Linked DNA regions of Homo sapiens: region 2 is linked to region 1. Evidence: read pairs that join two places in POLR2A ChIA-PET (ENCODE). Cell type or tissue: Panc1. All regions are shown on one strand. Each heading gives the region's core, and the rest is flanking DNA. Links, peaks and the distances in the headings are about the cores only. Region 1 overlaps EPS15 (epidermal growth factor receptor pathway substrate 15). Region 2 overlaps OSBPL9 (oxysterol binding protein like 9).

Region 1 (5,384 bases), core at 123-5,122:
CACTTAAATGCTATCAGAAATTTGCTATCAGAGGTGCAAATGTACCAAAGAACTTGTGACTACCACATCTCCTCTGTCACTCTAACTCAAAAAAAGGTGACTCACATTTTATAGTCTTGCCTGTAAAAATATCATCAAATAAGAAGACAAAGTGAGACAAATTAGTTTAACCTCAAACAAGTTAGAAAGTGACACCCCAGATACTGAAAAAAGTTTAGTTAATATTTTATGTAGCATTTGAAGGGTATATGAGAAAAAATATGTAGCATGTCCCCTTCTTTCAAAATGTTTTCTCTTACCCTATTCTTGTGCATTACACAAAAATTCTACTTTGGTGATGTTAAGTGGATCAGAGAGCCTAGGGAAGGCAGACTAAAATGCACACAAGGACCAAGTGACATGTGACAAAAGCATGCTGTTTAGGAATTTTCTTTTTTTTGCTGAATAAAAAACCTCTCATTTCAAAATGTATCTTGTAAACCAAAAACCACAAAGCTAAAAAAGGCATAAAGTAAAGCTCTAACCTTGAGAGAGAGTAGAGTTAAGAAACTGACAGTACAAGAAAGGCGAAAAGCAGAGTGCTGCAGAATGGAAAAAATAGTCCAAACTAGAAAAAACACAGAAAGGAAAGCAACATTCAAAAAAGGATTAGTCAAAGCTGCAAAAAATGCAGTACTAAAAAAACCAGATTAAAGAGAAAAGAGGTTATTTGAAAGATAAAACAATGCAAGTTTTCATTTTTAAAGTTAAAATTTTGGGTTAATAGATAAGATAGCAGTGATAAATTCCCATTTCAATGAATAATACTGGTATCTGACATAAATAGACAAACGTATCTATGATCTAGTGAATGAACTTCAGACAAATCTACTAAATTAAAAACTATACCTCATGCAACTTCAAGCATCTACTAACATAGACTTCAAACTTTTAATTTGCTTCAGAAATTTCTGTCATATCTAAAATTTGTGTTGGTAGGCAATTGAATAGGTTATAAAATGAAGAAGGCAGAAAAAAAAAAAGCAGTCTGCATAGGTGAAAGAAAGCATGAAACAACACAGTATTCCATAACTGAGGTACAGTTATATAGCAAAGAGCAAAAATGCATATTCAGTAACCTTTATCCTTCTGGGTGGCATCACTTTCAGCCTTTTCCACAACTTAAGGGACTCATGTCATACATCATAAGGAATCAAAAAATTCACAAAAAGGCCCCCCCCATAACTCACAAAGCAGATAATAAAATATTTATTTTATTACAAATAAGGACAAAAACTTCTATAAGTAACTCTCCATACCTGGTAGCTATAAATTCCATTTAGCTTACCAAAAAAATCCAATTTTCTTTCTTTCTTTCTTTCTTTCTTTTTTTAAGAGACAGGGTCTTGCTCTGTTGCCCCGGCTGGAGTGTAGCAGTTGGATCTTACTTAGCTCACTGCAACCTCAAACTCCTGGGTTCAAGTGATCCTCCTGCCTCAGCCTCCCGAGTAGCTAGAACTACAGGTACACGCCAACGCACCTGGCTAATTTTTTTGTTTTTGTTTTGTAGAGACAGGGTCTTGCTATGTTGCCCAGGAACTCCTGGCCTCAAGTGATCCTCCCACCTCGGACTCACAAAATACTGGGTTTACAGGTGTGAGCCACTGTGCTTGGTCCCAATTTGGTTTTTATTAATCTTTTTAAAATGGGATTTTTAAGAACCATGTGACAAAATTAATGCAAAACCCAAAATATTCTATGATATTTTAAAGAGCTCTCCTCATACCACACATTTGACAACTCTTATTACTGTATAACAACCCTGAAAAATCTCCACAGCCATGGTTATACTTTATAGGCCATAAGAGATTTAAAAATACAAAGTATTTATTTTTAAAGGCAAATAGCCACTATGGTATGCAAGTCCTTTCAAAGGTCTATTAAAGGCCAAGATATTGCAAATGCATCATACTAGGAAGGGTTTCTACATGAGGAGAGAAAAATCAAGGCATGACTAAAACAATGAAGTTTTGAAAATTCTCACTGCTGTCCAGAAACCAAAACTAGGTAAAACCCACTTCTAGCTGTTCAAATATGAAGTTCAGTGGTATACTCAGGAACAAAAGGTCACCTACAGCAAAAACCGCACAGATACATCCTCAACATAATGTTTTCCTTGGAGGCTTTTTTGATGTAAAATTGACACCAAGCAACCATCATATGCAAGATTCTGTTTTCAAATCTGTATCATTTTATGTAAGAGTGAATCATCAAGTGAAACACAATAATTTAATTTTTATAGCTTTCCTTTTATAATCTATTCATAAAACTTAATTCACAAATCCAGGAAAGGAAAAATAAGCCCACATTTTCCAATTTTAAGACTGGAAATATAGTTGTCATGTTTAATGAATGGGGTAAACAAGCTACTGGCCAAGGATGTTATACAAGGCACTCCAGCATATTTATAGGCACAAACTAAACCACAAACAGTATACTGTTCTGCTCTTAGCCAGATACATTTTCTCTTCTATTTCATCCAAATTGAATCTGTAATTCGACATAGTATTGTTCCTTTGAAATTAATACATTCAGGTTTCCTTTTAAGCTTTCTTACCTTTTGTAAACTGGCCCTGTCTGATGGTGGAATCATTTCAGGAGTAAGAACGTGAGGAGGATCAATGCCCTTGATTAACTTCTGACTGATTAAGTGAAAAGCCAAGGCAAACTGATCCTTTGAAAGCTTCCCACAGTCCTTTGTGTCGCATAATGACCTGCACAAATAAACAAAATGAATGGTATGTAAGTGCCACAACTGCAAAAAGTCCAGAGAAAAAGTACCACTATGCAGCTTTTTTAAAATAATGAGGTGAATTTAAAAAGACAGTCACACCAACTTGCAGGTTATTAAAAACTCACTCAACTGTTCGAAGAGGTAGATCAGCTAAGATGGTAAAAAGAGAATGTTCACCCTGGTGCTGAGCAGGAGCCTCTAATCTGGGTTTACACTTTGTGTTTTCTTACCAATTTTCAGAACCACTATACAGTAAAAGTTGTGGTGGGCCAAAGAATCCTAACATTCCTTACACCCAACATTTTTAACATTAAAAGATATTAAAGATAAAATCTAAGTCTCAACAAATTTGATTCACTGGTGGCATTAGAAGGATTCTAAAACAAGCACAATTTTGATATTGCTATGCCTCCTGCAACTCTTGGAGTAGGAGGATACAAGGATCACCAAGCCAAAGCAGAATAAACAGCTGCAAATGGAAATCACATGTGAGGAAAAGGCAGCAATCTGGAAAGCTTTACACAATCACTTGAAGAGAAACTGCAAAGGTTTTACTCTACTTTCTTTTTCTGTAATTAAAAAAAAAAAAAGCTCAGCTTTCTGAAATCCTGATCTGTTTAATGCACTGAAGGCCAGTAGGGCCTGATGAAAAGACTACATAAGTAAAAAGACTACATGTCACATAGATCTTAAATTCCAGCTTTTCTACTTATTTCTTCTTATAACCTTGGCTAAGTTTTTTAACCTCTCCAAATCTTAGTTTCCTCATCTATAAAGTGGAGATGATAACACCCATCTTGCGAAATTACTATGAGAATTAAAGACAGGATATATAAAAAGCTTAGGCATAACATTAAGCCCGTGACAACTGCCATTTATTGAGTATAGTGCCTACCCTAGGCACTCAATAGTGGCAGCTACTACTAGTTATGCATATTTAATCTTTCCCAGTCTTGGGTTCTTGTTTCTTTTAAGGCAGATCTACTTACTGTCTGCCTCCCTTCTTTTCTAAGTTTCTCTTTACAACCATGTGGCCCCACTTGTGACGTTTCTGCCTCTTGAAAACCTGAAGATAACCTCTGGTATCGTTAGGTGGATTGGCGGCAGACAAACTATAAAGCATTTTCATATACATTATCTCATTTTCTGTGAAATTCATTAAAGACACTAGGGTTTGCCTTTTCAAGGACCAAGTATGTTATTCCTATGTGAAGGTATGAAAGTATACATATACACTATAAAATTATGCAGGTATGCCTTGAAGATACTGTTTTTTACATTGTTTAAATTTCAGATATCTGGATTCTCTCTGAAAATTTTAAGTTTAATTGATATAAACAGAAGCTGGATTTTAACATTCTAATAACAATTAACTGACACTGTCATTCTTTTTTTTTTTTTTTTTGAGATGGAGTTTCATTCTTGTTGCCCAGGCTGGAGTGCAATGGCGTGATCTCAGCTCACTGCAACCTCCACCTCCCAGGTTCAAGCAATTCTCCTGCCTCACCCTCCCGAGTAGCTGGAACTACAGGCGCACACCACCATGTCTGGCTAATTTTTTGTGTTTTTAGTAGAGACAGCTTTTCACCATGTTGGCCAAGCTGGTCTCAAACTCCCGACCTCAGGTGATCCACCCACCTCGGCCTCCCAAAGTGCTGGGATTACAGGCGTGAGCCACCATGCCCAGCGGATGCTGTCAATCTTATAAAGCTTCAGGTAACCCATTCTCAAGCTTTTGTCCATTAGCCAGAAGAATTCTTCAGATTCTGATTTTCTCTATAAAAAATTCTGAAACAAAAACTGTCCTATTTACAAATGACTAAAAATCAAAATGCAGAAACTGGAATTGATACAAAACCATATTTTTAAAAAATCAATTCAAATAAAGTCTTACCATATATGGGCTAGTAAGGTAGAAGGTAAACCTGTTTTCAAGAATATTTCACGGACCTCCAATCCAGACACAAATCCGTCCATATCTTTATCAGTTTTCAGGAAGATTTCATCATATTTAGCTTTTTCTGCAGGGGATACAACCCACTACAGGGAGGAAAAAAAACAGTATTTCTGCCAAAATGAAACAAACTTTGAAGTGTCACTCTTTCAATCCATTACAATATCCATCACAAATTCTGAACAATTCTACCCTACTAACTCAGAGCAACAATGTATCACTTCCATATGACATCTCAATCAAAATGCTGTGGGGAAGAGAAAATAACAGAAGAAAATACAGGTCAGTTAGGACTTATCCATAGGTGCACATTTTTACTTTTTTTTAAGAAATGAGTAAATTCAAACATAGTTAACTCTTGACTAATGCCCACATTAATATAGGTAACTGAAAGTCTGTATAAACAAAATACTCAGATAATTCTCAATCTTTATTTTTTATAGTTTGACCCAGCAGTGTTAACCATAGCCAAACTGGCTGATTTGCATATCCTGTCATTATCTTCCTTTACTCAATCTGACAAGAGGCAGGCTGGGGGCAGAAAAAAAAAAGCCTTGGACAACCCAGAATTCAATAATTTGATCCCAAAGAATCAAGAGTTAACTAGGTATTAAACAAAAATAAAAACAACTATTAATTATGCCAGGGCAAACATGC
Region 2 (5,384 bases), core at 258-5,257, 200 kb after region 1:
CAGGATCACGAGTTAGTTTTATACATATTGAGTTTTGTTTTGTTTTGTTTTTGAGACGGAGTCTTGCGCTGTTGCCCAGGCTGGAGTGTAGTGGCGCAATCTCGGCTCACTGCAACCTCTGTCTCCCAGGTTCAAGCAATTCTAGCTGCCTCAGCCTCCCTAGTAGCTGGGATTACAGGCGTGTGCCACCACACCCGGCTAATTTTTGTACTTTTAGTAGAGACAGGGTTTCACCATGTTGGCCAGGCTGGTCTTGAACTCCCGACCTCATGTGATCTGTCCGCCTCAGCCTCCCAAAGTGCTGGGATTATAGAGGTGAGCCACCGCGCCCAGCCCATGTTGAGTTTTAAATGCCTTTGAGAAAGCCAGGTGGAGATGTGCTGAGGGAGAGAGTGGAGAAAATGTGAAATAGCCCTTGCCGAGAATGGGAGAGCAAGTCTACTGATGAATCATTTCCTGCTCTTCCCTCTGCCTGGGACTTTGCCCGCAGATTCTTCACTTTACTCGGTCCTCTAATTCAAATCTCAGTTCTTGTATCAACTCCTTGAAGAGCTTTTTCAAGCTACTTAAGTTAAAATAGAACCTCCTTTCCCAACAATAACTTTCTGATCATCACTGCTCTAATTTAAATGTGTCCCCCAGCATTCATGTGTTGGAAACTTAACTGCAACACTGCAACAGTGTTGGGAAGTGGGGGCTAATGGAAAGTGTTTAGGCAGTCCCCTTGTAAACAGATCAACGCCATCACAAAAAGGGCTCGCTCACTTGTACTCTTTGCCTTTCCACCCTCTGCTCTGCGATAAATAGGGCTCTCACCAGATGCTGGTGCTTGGATCTTGGAATTCCCAGCCCCTTAAAACTTGAGAAAATAAATTTCTGTTATAAATTATGCAGTCTCTGGTATTCTGTTATAGTAGCACAAGATGCACTAAGACAATCACCTTCCTTTATTTTCTTAACACTTATCACCAGCTGAAACTATCTTCTTAACTTGATTTTCTTAGGCAAAATATCTACTCACATCCTTTGCCCATTTTTAAATTGGGTTGTCTTTTTATTGTTGAGTTGTGCGAGTTCTGTATATATTCTCGATACTATACCCCTACCCAGATATATATGATTTGCAAATATTTTCTCTCATTCTTTGGTTTGTCTTTTCACTTTCTTGGTAGTGTTTTTTGTTTGTTTGGTTGGTTTTTTTTTTAAGACAGGGTCTCATTCTGTTGCCCAGGCTATGGTGCAGTGGCATGATTATAGCTCATCATAACCTCAAACTCCTGGGCTCAAGGGATCCTCCTGCCTTAGTGTGATAGTGTTCTTTAAGGACAAATGTTTTTAATTTTGATGATGCCCAGTTTATTAATATTTCTTTTATTGCTTGTGCTTTTGGTATCATGTAACCATTGCTGATTCCAAGGTCACAAAGATTTATACCTACGTTTTTACCTAAGAACTTAATAGTTTTACCCTTTAAATTTAGGTCTTGGATCCATTTTGAGTTAACTTTTTTTTATGGCATAGGGTAGGTATCCAGCTTCATTCTTTTACATATGGTTTAATCATCATTTGTTGGAAAGACTATTCCCTATTGGATAGTCTTGGCACTCTTGTAAAAAAAAATCACTTGATTATGTATGTATGGGTTTATTTCTATACTTGCAATTCTATTCCATTGATCCTATGCATATCCTAATGTCAGTACCACACTGTCTATTATTACTGTGGTTTTGTGTTGCATTTTGGAATTGAGAAGTGTGAGTCCTCCAATGTTGTTCTTTTTTTGAAGTTTGTTCTGGCTATTCTGGGTCCCTTGCAAAACCACTGAATTTTAGCATCAGCTTATCAATTTCTACAACAGAAAAGGGGAGTTAGGATTTTGATAGGTATTATATTGAATCTGTAAATCAATTTAGGGAGTACTGCCATCTTAACAACATTAAGTCTTTCAATCTAAGAGCATGAGGTATCTTTCTATTTATTTAGGTCTTCTTTAATTTCCTTGTGTTGTTTTGTAGTTTTCAGTGTACAAGTCTTATGCTTCTTTTATTAAATTTATTAATAAGTATTTTACCTTTTGATGCTATTATAAATGGAATTGTTTTCTTAGTTATATCTCCAAATTTTTTAAATCTGAAAGTATAGAAATACAATTAATTTTTGTTATTGAATTTCTGTTTGAAACTTTGGTGAGCTCATTTATTAGCTCTAATAGTTTGTTTTTGGTGTGGATTCCTTAGGATTTTCTTTGTTGTTGTTGTTTTTTGTTTTTGAGACGGAGTTTTGCTCCATTGCCCAGGCTGGAGTGCAGTGGCACAATCTCGGCTCACTACAACCTCCTGGGTTCAAGCGATTCTCTAGCCTCAGCCTCCTGAGTAGCTGGGACTACAGGCGCCCACCACTCCCAGCTAATTTTTGTATTTTTAGTAGACATGGGGTTTCACCATGTTGGCCAGGCTGGTCTTGAACTTCTGACCTCAAGTGATCCACCTGTTGCAGCCTCCCAAAGTGCTGGGATTACAGGTGTGATCCATTGCACCCAGCCCCCTAGGATTTTCTATATGGAAGGTTATGTCTTCTTCAAACAGAAATACTTTAAACTCTTCCTTTCTAATCTAGATGCCTTTATTTCCTTTTCTTGCCTGATTTCTCTGGCTAGTACCTCCAGTACAGTGTTGAGCAGGAGTAGCAAGATAAGACATTTTTGTCTTGTTCTTAGGTATAAAGCTTTTAATCTTTCATCATTACATATGCGGTTACCTTGGGCTTTTCATAGATGCCCCTTATTAACTCAAAGAAGTTCCCTTCTGTTTCTAGTTTGTTGAGTGGTTTTTATCATGAAATGGTGTTAGATTTTTTTAAAAGTACGTTTTCTGTGTCTTTTGAGATGATCATGTGATTTTTGTTCTTTATTTTATTAATATGGTATATTATATTGATTGTTTCTTATACGTTGACTCAACCTTGTATTCTTGGGATAAATCCCACTTGGTCATAGTATATAATCCTTTTTATATCTTGCTGGATTTTGTTCGCTAGTATTTTGTTGAGAATTTGTCCATCTATATTAGAAACAGATACTGTTTTTTACGTACGATTTTTTTTCTGGTTTTGGTATTAGAATAATACTAGCTTTATAGAAAAAATTGGAAAGTGTTCGCTCTTCTATATTTTGGAAGAGTTTGTGAAGGTATGTCGTTAATTCTTTAAACATTTTATAGAACTCACCATCTGGGCCTGCGCTTTTCTTTGTGAGAAGTTTTTTGATTACTAATTCAGTCTTTTTACTTATTTTACGTCTATTCAGATTTTCTATTTTTTCTTTAGTCAGTTTTGGCAGTTTATATCTTTCTTGGAATTTATTGGTTTCATCTAATTTGTTGTTCCTTGTATTTCCTTAGAATTTTTTTGTTTTTGTAAGATTGGTAATAATGTTTTTTTTCTTTCATTCCTGATTTTAGTACTTTGAATCCCCTTTTTTTTCCTTGGTCAGTCTAGCTAATGATTTATCAATTTTGTTGATTTTTTAAAGAACCAACTTTTGGCTAGGCACAGTGGCTCGCACCTGTAGTCCCAGCACTTTGGGAGGCTGAGGCAGGTGGATTGCTTGAGCTCAGGAGTAGCCCGAGAACCCCTTCTGAGTAGAACATATCAGTTCGATATTCCCACTTCATGGGGGTAATCCTGTTTTGTCATCCAGCTGAAAAGACAGTAGCATTCATTTCAGAGTGGTCCTTTTTTAAGGTACCGGGCCTTGTAGCTGGAGGCAGAGAGAGTGACAGTTACTGGGCTGTAGACCACATATCTATTTGTGCCAATTTGCTTGAAAAAGGACATTTGTTAGCAGGTTTCAGAACATTGGTAAGATAACACTCAGTAGGAAGATTGCTGGCGTTATGTCAGCTACCTTTCTTTCATTACCAGAAGCTACTAGGATTCATCAGAAATAACCTAATATTTGGTGAATGGCATTGGCTTAGACAGATTTGCTTCAGACCAGGAGGTAGCTGAAGATCACTGGCAGCTGGGACTTTCCTCCTTATCTCTGTGCTTCTCTTGCTGTGTAGGCTTGCTTTCTTCGCATAGAAGGCACAGGACCAGTGGCCTCTGTACCTCACAGCTTCAAGAGCAGATAGGAGGGAGCTCTTCCCTTTGCCCCGGTTGAAAAACTTCCTGGGAGATGACTCTGTCCTGCCCTGTGGGGTAGTGGGTCCTGTGATTGGTCAGCTTCCTTTATCAGAAAAGGCTGTGTCTGGTGAAAGCAGTCACACCAGCTTCCCTATAGCCCCGCATTAAAGCTGAGTGGAGAGAGGGAGGGAGAGGGCCCTGTGCTATTGTGAAAGAGGATAATTTGATGCTATTACAGCTCAGATAAGGTCTGGGAGAATGATTTGCCGGACAGGCATCTCCAACTGTGCAACTCAGCCACATTTTACATATGTAACACTGGGTAACTTACTTGATATCCCTAGTGTCATTTTCATTTTTAATATAGGAATAATTCTTACCATGCAAAGGCTTGTAAGGTTTACTGTATATAAAGTGCCTGTTACATAAGGGGCAGCAATGAGTGAGGATCTGCTGCTTCTGCTATTGTTATTATTAATGTTGCTATTATCCCTTTCTCCAAGTCCTCTTATTTAACGGTGTTATTTTTCTAAAACACACCTTTAAGAATGCTATTGCCCTCTTTGTAAACCTTTAGTAGCTCCCCATTAACTATTGAATAAAGTTAAATTTCCTTAACTACTCCATGTTTTTTTTCAGACCCTTCAGGATCTGGTCCCTGTAATCTTCTTTTCAGCCTCATTTTAAAAAATGTTTAATTTTAATTTTTTTGAAACAGTCACACTGTTTCCCAGGATGGAGTGCAGCAGTGCCATCTCTGCTCACTGCAACCTCCGCCTCCCAGGTTCAAGGGATTCTCCTACTTCAGCCTCCCAAGTAGCTGGGATTACAGGTGTGCACCACCATGCCCAGCTAATTTTTGTATTTTTAGTAGAGATAGGGTTTCACCACGTTAGCCAGGCTGGCCTTGAACTCCTGGCCTCACTCAAGTGATCTGCCCACCTCAGTCTCCCAAAGTGTTGGGATTACAAGCGTGAGCCACTGTTCCTGGCCTTCAGTCTTATCTGTAAGTTCCTGTCTGCACCCTGTGCTCTTGTCTGTACATCTACTCTCCTATGAATAGGAAAGTAAAGTTTTCTACATCTGTGCCTTCGCTGATGTTGTTTCCTTGTCTTGGAATGGCCTTTCCCCCACTACCTTCCCTTTCTTTTTATCAGATTTCTTTTTTCTTTCTTTCTTTTTTAAAGCCCCAGGTTGAAACTTGAAACCTGATCATTTCAGTTTTGCTTCCTTCCCTGATCTTTTTCCTTGACTGGGAG

Evidence for each region. Peaks named below come from ENCODE experiments on the same cell type or tissue, not always from the same donor. Only the 100,000 strongest peaks of a DNase experiment are listed, where the experiment ranks them.
Region 2: POLR2A ChIA-PET joins it to region 1 with 10 read pairs; 2 of 35 experiments call an interaction of 5 or more read pairs at or near these places.

The regions. Positions count from the first base shown.
Region 1 is chr1:51,442,293-51,447,676 of GRCh38, forward strand. It overlaps EPS15 (epidermal growth factor receptor pathway substrate 15), which reads right to left. Exons shown (of 25, transcript NM_001981.3): 10 at 4,668-4,813; 11 at 2,597-2,753. Among named protein-coding and RNA genes, the nearest start is that of EPS15-AS1, 73 kb to the right of the region's middle. In Panc1, for the core only: no CTCF peak of the experiment used is centred there; no DNase peak of the experiment used is centred there.
Region 2 is chr1:51,644,293-51,649,676 of GRCh38, forward strand. The region is part of intron 1 of OSBPL9 (oxysterol binding protein like 9); the gene reads left to right. Among named protein-coding and RNA genes, the nearest start is that of OSBPL9, 30 kb to the left of the region's middle. RefSeq lists a silencer at 3,528-3,736. In Panc1, for the core only: no CTCF peak of the experiment used is centred there; a DNase peak (open chromatin) is centred at 502; H3K4me3 peaks cover 239 bases; H3K27ac peaks cover 2,762 bases.